Linked DNA regions of Homo sapiens: regions 1 and 3 are each linked to region 2. Evidence: chromatin contacts called from ENCODE Hi-C or POLR2A ChIA-PET data. All regions are on one chromosome and are shown on one strand. Each heading gives the region's core, a stretch centred on a gene start or an enhancer-like site at or near the end of the contact. The rest is flanking DNA. Distances are from core to core; before and after follow the strand shown. Region 1 holds the start of RILP (Rab interacting lysosomal protein). Region 2 holds the start of SMG6 (SMG6 nonsense mediated mRNA decay factor). Region 3 holds the start of CRK (CRK proto-oncogene, adaptor protein).

The links. A loop is a pair of places that touch in the nucleus more often than their neighbours do. ChIA-PET counts read pairs that join two places held with the same protein, here RNA polymerase II (POLR2A). Pooled maps may share reads with other maps.
Region 1: a map of CD8-positive, alpha-beta T cell shows a loop between it and region 2 (2.9-fold over the local background). The contact joins the promoter of RILP here to the promoter of SMG6 in region 2. A Hi-C loop is called at or near these places in 3 of 168 maps with a recorded cell type or tissue (CD8-positive, alpha-beta T cell and naive thymus-derived CD4-positive, alpha-beta T cell), 1 of 37 single-sample maps with no recorded cell type and 10 of 50 pooled maps. POLR2A ChIA-PET finds 5 or more read pairs at or near these places in 1 of 52 experiments (activated B cell).
Region 3: a pooled map shows a loop between it and region 2 (9-fold over the local background). The contact joins the promoter of CRK here to the promoter of SMG6 in region 2. A Hi-C loop is called at or near these places in 5 of 50 pooled maps.

The regions. Positions count from the first base shown.
Region 1 is chr17:1,648,416-1,651,115 of GRCh38, reverse strand. It overlaps RILP (Rab interacting lysosomal protein), which reads left to right and starts at 1,250. Exons shown (of 8, transcript NM_031430.3): 1 at 1,250-1,539; 2 at 1,611-1,704; 3 at 1,810-1,916; 4 at 2,072-2,317; 5 at 2,621-2,700. The coding sequence starts at 1,312. It overlaps PRPF8 (pre-mRNA processing factor 8), which reads left to right. Exons shown (of 43, transcript NM_006445.4): 42 at 1-8; 43 at 160-487. The coding sequence ends at 314. RefSeq lists an enhancer at 1-13 and a silencer at 1,647-1,941.
Region 2 is chr17:2,302,428-2,305,127 of GRCh38, reverse strand. It overlaps SMG6 (SMG6 nonsense mediated mRNA decay factor), which reads left to right and starts at 1,343. Exons shown (of 19, transcript NM_017575.5): 1 at 1,343-1,495. The coding sequence starts at 1,408. It overlaps SRR (serine racemase), which reads right to left and starts at 1,178. Exons shown (of 8, transcript NM_021947.3): 1 at 1,111-1,178. RefSeq lists silencers at 1,094-1,313, 1,504-1,713 and enhancers at 1,215-1,941, 2,271-2,700.
Region 3 is chr17:1,454,883-1,457,582 of GRCh38, reverse strand. It overlaps CRK (CRK proto-oncogene, adaptor protein), which reads left to right and starts at 1,351. Exons shown (of 3, transcript NM_016823.4): 1 at 1,351-1,706. The coding sequence starts at 1,466. RefSeq lists silencers at 1,043-1,542, 1,633-1,692, 1,803-1,932 and an enhancer at 1,197-2,182.

The DNA of each region.
Region 1 (2,700 bases), core at 1-2,500, 650 kb after region 2:
CTTCATGGGTAAGTGGGAGGAGCCTGGGGATGTGGGGATAGCAGTAGGGATAAGGTGAGGCCATCGCCCTTTGCACTTGGGGCCTGGCTGGCTTGGAGGTGGCGCAGGCTGCATGAGGCAGGAGCCCTGTTAACATTGGCTGTTTCCTTCTCCCCGAAGGTGTTCGGCATGACCCCAACATGAAATATGAGCTACAGCTGGCGAACCCCAAAGAGTTCTACCACGAGGTGCACAGGCCCTCTCACTTCCTCAACTTTGCTCTCCTGCAGGAGGGGGAGGTTTACTCTGCGGATCGGGAGGACCTGTATGCCTGACCGTTTCCCTGCCTCCTGCTTCAGCCTCCCGAGGCCGAAGCCTCAGCCCCTCCAGACAGGCCGCTGACATTCAGCAGTTTGGCCTCTTTCCCTCTGTCTGTGCTTGTGTTGTTGACCTCCTGATGGCTTGTCATCCTGAATAAAATATAATAATAAATTTTGTATAAATAGGAGTTCAGGGGCTGGTTTGTTTTTTTTTTCCCCCCCAAACTCAAATTCTGGATTTAGGTCTAACAGGAGGCTGGACTGGAGCGGTTCACAGCAAGATGCTGGGCTCGGCTGTGAAGGGGGGAGTATGAGGCCCCCTTCCTATTCAGGGCTTTGGGGTAGATAGCCCCTGGACTCAGTGGAGACCTGAGGCAGGGCTGGGCTTTCACACTCCGCTGCCTTGACCACATTTGCTGCTTTTTCCACAAAACTACTTGGAAGCTCTCGCCTCCTTTCCACAGTTTTGGGAGCAGTTGCCCTTTCCCGGGTCTAGGAACTCTGTGGCTTGTGCTGAGCGGCTGCGGTGTCCAGCCCAGCCCTTTAAGCTTTCTGTGTCAGTCCTGGTCAGGAAAACAAGCACACAGGCAGGCAGTTTGTGTACAGCCGGGCGGAGGCCAGAGACCGGCTGCCTACCTGTCACCTCTCGCCTGGAGCGGGCCACTGCCAAGTTGGCCCCATGACTCCAAACGGGCGGAGCCTGGATTGGGCCTGTGGGGAGGGCTCCACTCAAGTGACCACTTGCAGCCCTGAACCTCAGCTCTTGGACGCCTGGCTGGAAGTTGGCTGTCTTGTTTCCTGTGACCTTGGGGGTGGAAAGGACAGAGCCCAGGCGACCTAGGGCACTATCTCCCTACCCCACGCCTTCTCCCTTCCTCGTTCCTCCCTACCCTTATCGCTTCTACCCCGCCCACACCGCCCTAAACGGCTTCCTGGGGCGGAACTGTTTCGCTTTTCCCCGTCCCAGTGGAGGGTGGGGTGGGGGGGTCGCAGCCCTAAGCCTCTGGGAGACATGGAGCCCAGGAGGGCGGCGCCCGGGGTGCCTGGCTGGGGGTCTCGGGAGGCCGCGGGGTCGGCATCGGCCGCGGAGCTTGTGTACCATCTAGCCGGGGCCCTGGGCACTGAGCTGCAGGATCTGGCGCGCCGTTTCGGGCCGGAGGCGGCGGCCGGGCTGGTGCCGCTAGTGGTGCGGGCGCTGGAGCTCTTGGAACAGGCTGCCGTGGGGCCCGCCCCGGACTCGGTGAGTCATGGCCCTCCCTTCGCCACCCACGGGGCCGGCAGGGCCGAAGCCTGAGACCCGGGTCTCCCCAGCTGCAGGTGTCGGCGCAGCCGGCGGAGCAGGAGCTGCGGCGGCTGCGGGAGGAGAACGAGCGCCTCCGCAGGGAGCTGCGCGCGGGGCCACAGGGTAAGCGCAGCCCCGGCCAGGGCAGGGCGGGTGACGACCTGCTCGGGTCCTCCCCTCCCTCCCGCGGGCCGCGCGCCGCCGCCGCTAAGAACGCCCCTTCCTCAGAGGAGCGCGCGCTGCTGCGGCAGCTCAAGGAGGTCACGGACCGACAGCGGGACGAACTCCGGGCGCACAACCGCGACCTGCGGCAGCGCGGCCAGGAGACCGAGGCGGTGAGGGCGGGGCGGGGCTCTGGGGCGGGGCGGGGGCGGAGCGTGGCAGGCGCTGGGCGGGGCTCCGGGGGCGGGGGCGGAGCGAGGCAGGCGCTGGGCGGGGCTCCGGGGGGCCCTCGGTGCCCCGCCCACCCCACCCTTTGCTCCGCTCCCAGTTGCAGGAGCAGCTGCAGCGCCTCCTGCTGGTGAACGCTGAGCTGCGGCACAAGCTGGCGGCCATGCAGACCCAGCTGCGCGCCGCGCAGGACCGCGAGAGGGAGCGCCAGCAGCCTGGCGAAGCCGCGACTCCGCAGGCTAAAGAGCGAGCGCGGGGGCAGGCCGGGCGGCCCGGGCACCAGCACGGACAGGAGCCCGAATGGGCGACCGCCGGCGCAGGCGCCCCAGGGAACCCTGAGGACCCGGTGAGTGCCGTATGAGGGCAAGGACCCAGCCCAGGACGCAGCGTCCAGCCCTCGGTGGGCACTCAAGCAAGGTTTGCATGCTGCACAGCAGGTCGGCCAGGAAGCGGGGAGGTGGCAGACAGATCTGCGCCCCCGGCCGGCCTCGGCCCCCGCTCTCAGCTGGAGCACTGCTCTGTTATCTGTTAGGGCACCCTTGTCCCCCAAGTCTCCCGGCCCGTCACTTCCTCTAGCATTCCCATGATGGCCCTGGGGCGGGGGAACGCCAGCCGAGGCGACCCTCTGACTGTGCCTGTCCTTCCAAAGGCGGAGGCCGCGCAGCAGCTCGGGCGCCCCTCGGAGGCAGGGCAGTGCCGCTTCAGTCGGGAGGAGTTTGAGCAGATCCT
Region 2 (2,700 bases), core at 94-2,593:
CTGACTTTCTTCTTATGCTTAACCTTCCGGTGACAAAGTGTCACGTAAAAGGAACTGAAGGAGTTCTGTCAGAGGTTGTGGCAATCCCTTCGGCTCAGACTAAGGAATAATTGGTAACTATTCTGTGATGGGTGTGGGGTAAAAGCCTATGGGGCTGTGGAGGGGCAACAGGTGGAGGCAGGAGGCCTTGGGGAAGGGAGCTTCACCTCTGTACAGTTCTCCAAAAAAAGATTCAAGTACCAGCCTTCTGGTATAGTTCAATTTTAAAGATGGGAAATTAAAAAGTCAACCTGAGATCCACAGCAGTAATTTTTTTCAAGAATCCATAGTGACACAGAAATTCCCAAATTGACTTTTTTTTTTTTTTGAGGCGGAGTCTCGCTCTGTTGGAGACTCCCGGGCTGGAGTGCAGTGGCGCGATCTCGGCTCACTGCAGTCTCCGCCTCCCGGGTTCAAGCGATCCGCCCGTCTCAGCGTTCCGAGTCGCCGGGATTACAGGTCCCAAATGGACTTATATGCCTCCTGATGTACTTCCTTCCACACGATTCCAACTATATCGTATCTAGTTTTTAAAAGTCAGGGGGCGGCCGGGCGCGGTGGCTCACGCCTGTAATCCCAGCACTTTGGGAGGCCGACGCGGGTGGATCACCTGAGGTCAGGAGTTCGAGACCAGCCTAGTGAAACCCCGTCTCTACAAAAAATACAAAAATTAGCCGGGCTTGGTGGCGTGCACCTGTAATCCCAGCTACTAGGGAGGCTGAGGCAGGAGAATCGCTTGAATCCAGGAGGCAGAGGTTGCAGTGAGCCGAGACCGCGCCACTGCACTCCAGCCCGGGAGTCTCCAACAGAGCGAGACTCCAACTAAAAAAAAAAGGGAATAGTAACAACTACTCTTAGCAGATCTTCAAGGTCCCAAGTAATGGCCCGCGGCGCTAGGCCGGGCCTGTGGCGGGAGAGCCTGGCCTAAGGTGTCCAGAGGAGCCCAGGCTGAGGGGTGTCTCTGTCAACCCGAGTCCCAGACTAGCAGTGTCCTTGGTGTCCACGACAACAGCAACGGCAGCCACCGCCGCAAACGCCCGCCTGGCCTGGCACGGCCCGGCCTCGCCTCACCTCAGCTCACCGGCGCCGCGCCTCCAGCTCCAGCCTCCGCGCGCCTCCCCGGCCGCACCTCTGCGCACGCGCAGCGCCCGCCCGCCCCACCCAGGCTCTCGCTCCGGTCCCGCCCCTCTGGAACCGGCGGCGGGCGCTTTTCCTCCCAGCGCGGCCACCGTCGTTCGGAAAGGGAGGGCGGCAGGGGGCGGGGAAAGGCCGGGAGGTGGGCGAGCGCGCGCGCCGCCCGTCTGTGGTGGTTTCCTGGCTGCGCGCGGCGGTGGCGGAGCCGCTACGGCTGTAGCAGCAGCCGCGAAGATGGCGGAAGGGCTGGAGCGTGTGCGGATCTCCGCGTCGGAGCTGCGCGGGATCCTGGCTACTCTGGCCCCGCAGGCCGGGAGCAGAGGTGAGTCGCGCCGCCCAGCTCCTGGGCCGGGCCTGCCCGCCCCGCCTCCCTCTCCTCCTCCTCTGCCTCCTCCCCGCTCGGCCCTCGGCTCCGGAGCCCCCGCCCCTTCCCCCAGCAGTAGGCGCTGGGGCCGCGGCGGACCCTCGCTGCCCTACCTCTCTCGCGGGTTAGTGCGGGGTCGGGCTCGGCCAGTCCTGGCCAGCTCCGGGAGAGCCTGGCCCGAATTCCTGCCTCCACCCTCTTTCTCGCCGCGAAGGTGACTGTTCCTTTTGCCCCAGCCCTCTCAGACCCGCCCCGGATTCCCAGGCATCGGGAGACGCGGAAAGGAGTGGGGTCTGGTGGAGGCCCCGGGCGTATCGCTCTCCAGGCCGCCCTCCGCGGGCCTGCCCCGGCCACCGCTTTAACGTCGGAGAGAAGGAATTGGGGAGAAAGGTTTAAGAGCCTGCGACTTCGTTGCTGAACTTTTCCCCCCCAAGACAGGCTTCCGAAAGCTGCGCCACTGGAGGGATCCGGGACCTCAGACTACTCGGGTTTGGCCCTGGCATGTGTGGGAGCAGTTTTTATTAGAGAGAATGCTCAATTTGCAAGTTAATTTCAAGTCTCCAGCCACGTCAGGAAAGTAAGAAAGATTCTAAGTGTCTCACCTCTCCTGCGTTAGGCAATAGAGTTGTGTAGAATGGTAGCTGTGATAGGTGCCTTCTCTAGGTTTGCGGCCAGTCTGTGAAATTGGTTTTTGTTGATTAACATAATTGGATTATTAAGGCTATTTTCTCCCGCTGCTCTAGAAAGTAGTAGGAATAGCTTTCCCCATCCCCCCGCCCCCCACCAAGTTACAGACTGCCGAGGGTGAGCTATTCTTGGGTTAAACTGCTTTATCTTTGTGGATACTTCATGAACCTACCTTTTAAACTTATGAAAATAGTGAAGCACTATCCAAAACCTCAGTCTCTTTTCTTCCCCTTTTCCTTACACCTACAAACAGTAAATGTACTTGCTGGAGCATATGATTCCTGTTTTGGGCTTGTTTCCATTTATATTTAGAGAGCAATACTAGGATTAAAAACTTTTTTATTGTTGTTATTATTATTTTTTGAGACGGAGTCTAGCTCTGTCGCCCAGGCTGGAGTGCAGTGGCGCGATCTCTGCTCACTGCAACCTCCGCCTCCCGGGTTCACGCCATTCTCCTACCTCAGCCTCCCCAGTAG
Region 3 (2,700 bases), core at 102-2,601, 850 kb after region 2:
TTGAATGTCCTTCCCCGCCGAGTGCGGTGGCTCACGCCTGTAATCCCAGCACTTTGGGAGGCCGAGGTGGGCGGATCTCAAGGTCAGGAGATCGAGACCAGCCTGGCTAACACGGTGAAACCCCATCTCTACTAAAAATACAAAAAGTTAGCCGGGCGTGGTGGCGGGTGCCTGCAGTCCCAGCAACTCGGGAGGCTGAGGCAGGAGAATGGCGTGAACCCGGGAGGCGGAGCTTGCAGTGAGCCGAGATCACGCCCAGGCACTCCAGCCTGGGCGACAGAGCGAGACTCCATCTCAAAAAAAAAAAAAAAAAAAAAAGAAAGAATGTCCTTCCCCATTTGTCATTCAGCAGTCAACACATGCTGCCTCCTCTGGGAAGCCCTCCTGGATTACTCCATAGACTGGCTGTGGGGGCTCTGCTCTGTGTTCATGTCCGTTTCCCATGATAGCGTTTGTCAGCATTTGTCATCCTTTTGTCATCCAGTTTCCTGGTTCCTCTCACTGGTCTGTGAGTTCGAGGAGTGCAGGGCCCAGCCATGATAACCTTTGCACCCGCAGTGCAAGTGGAGTGTCAACAACAATGTCCTAGGTGAATCAATGAAAATGAGAACGTCAGCTGGTCTGTGGAGAAGCTAGAGGAACGAGCAGAAACGGACCGACGTGGCCGGGCGCGATGTTTCTCGCCTGTAATCCCAGCACTTTGGGAGGCCGAGGCGGGCGGATCACCTGAGGTCAGGAGATTGAGACCATCCTGGCCGACATGGTGAAACCCCCGTCTCTACTAAAAATACAAAAAACAGCCGGGCGCGGTGGCTCACGCCTGTAGTCTCAGCTACTCGGGAGGCTGACGCAGGAGAATCGCTTGAACCCGGGAGCAGTGAGCCGAGATCGCGCCATTGCACTCCAGCGTGGGCGACAGAACAAGACTCCGTCTCAAAAAGAAAAAGAAAAAAGAAACAGACTGATATCGCAGGAAGCCTGGCCGAGAACTCAGGCCCCAGGGCCACACGCATCTTTTCTCCTCCAATTCTGTCTGGGAGTCGCTGCCTAGAAGTCCCAGGTCGTCCAGGAACCGGGGCCCAGACGAGAAGCACCGCTCTGTCCGCAGCGCAGGCGCGCGTCTCTGCGGGAGGCTGCGAGGCCCCGCCCCTCGGGCCCTAGACCCCGCCTCCCATCCCCCGCAGCCCGGGCCCGGGAAGGGCGGCACCGCCCATGAATCCGCATGCGCAGTGCGCGCGCGAGGGCGCCTTGCCCTTCTCCCAATGGCGGGCCGCGGGCCCCTTCCCGGCAGCCTCCCTCGGGCAGGGAGCGCGTCATTTCCGGAGGGGGAGGCCCGCGGCTGCCGCCGCCATTTCGGGCGCTGCTGTGAAGCTGAAACCGGAGCCGGTCCGCTGGGCGGCGGGCGCCGGGGGCCGGAGGGGCGCGCGCGGCGGCGGCACCCCAGCGTTTAGGCGCGGAGGCAGCCATGGCGGGCAACTTCGACTCGGAGGAGCGGAGTAGCTGGTACTGGGGGAGGTTGAGTCGGCAGGAGGCGGTGGCGCTGCTGCAGGGCCAGCGGCACGGGGTGTTCCTGGTGCGGGACTCGAGCACCAGCCCCGGGGACTATGTGCTCAGCGTCTCAGAGAACTCGCGCGTCTCCCACTACATCATCAACAGCAGCGGCCCGCGCCCGCCGGTGCCACCGTCGCCCGCCCAGCCTCCGCCCGGTGAGGGACTGACGGGACGGCGGGCCCTGGGCGGGGTGAGGGCCGCGGAACTCCCAGCCTGGCTGGCTGGTCCTCGAGAGCGGACCCTCGGGGGTCGTGGGCAGAGGGCTGGGTGACCGTGGCAGGGGCCCGCCGGCTGCTCGGGCTCGCTCTCACCCGGGGAGCAGGAGTGTGGGGGAGGAGGAGCCGCGGACCGAGGCCCCGGGGTGTGCCTGGGGAGGGCAGCCGCGGGGAAGGGGAACTGCTTCGGCCCCAGGGTGGGGCTGGCTCCCGGGCCAGGCGCAAGGGTAGGGCAGGGCAAGGCAACGTGGGGACAAAGAGCTGAGGGAGATGTTGGCACTGCGGGGGCATCACTTGGCAGCGGCGCCCAGAATGAATCCGATAATCCTACAAGTGGCTTTTAGGCTGGAAACGTTTCCTGCCGTGTTGGAGAGCCGGGTTTGGCCGTGCTCCCCTGGTGGCCTTTGGTAGGAAGTCACCACATACTGGCCGGGAGGGATGGAGACACCCTCAGGAAACCGGTCAATTTTTTCCTTTCTTGGGCATTTTTCCAAAATCTTTGTACCGTTCTCTTCCCCCGTGGAGGACGAAGGTGGTGAACTAAGTGCTAGAAGAAATAGTGGTAGCAGAAAGCCTTCAGTGACCAGCCCAACCCAGTTTAAGGCGATGCCTGGCTATGTGCAAGAGATCTAAGCGTCCAGAAGACTGTCCGCCGTTAGAGAGTTCTGGTTTTCAAAGTGTTTAGTGGAGGAAAGACATTTTATTCCACAAAATAAACCAGAAGTGAGGCAATGGAAACAGACCCTTCCCTGTAAGTGACTGGAACTTCATTTTCCTTGGACTTAAACATTGTCGGTGTGTACTTCAGGGCGTCACCTTGCTCAGTAAGATGGGGCTGCGGGCTGAGTCTTCCTGGATATTGGGAACAGACTCTACGCCAAGAACATAAATTACCTGCGCTGGGTTTTCCTTGCCAGGGAGGGATCCCTGAGAT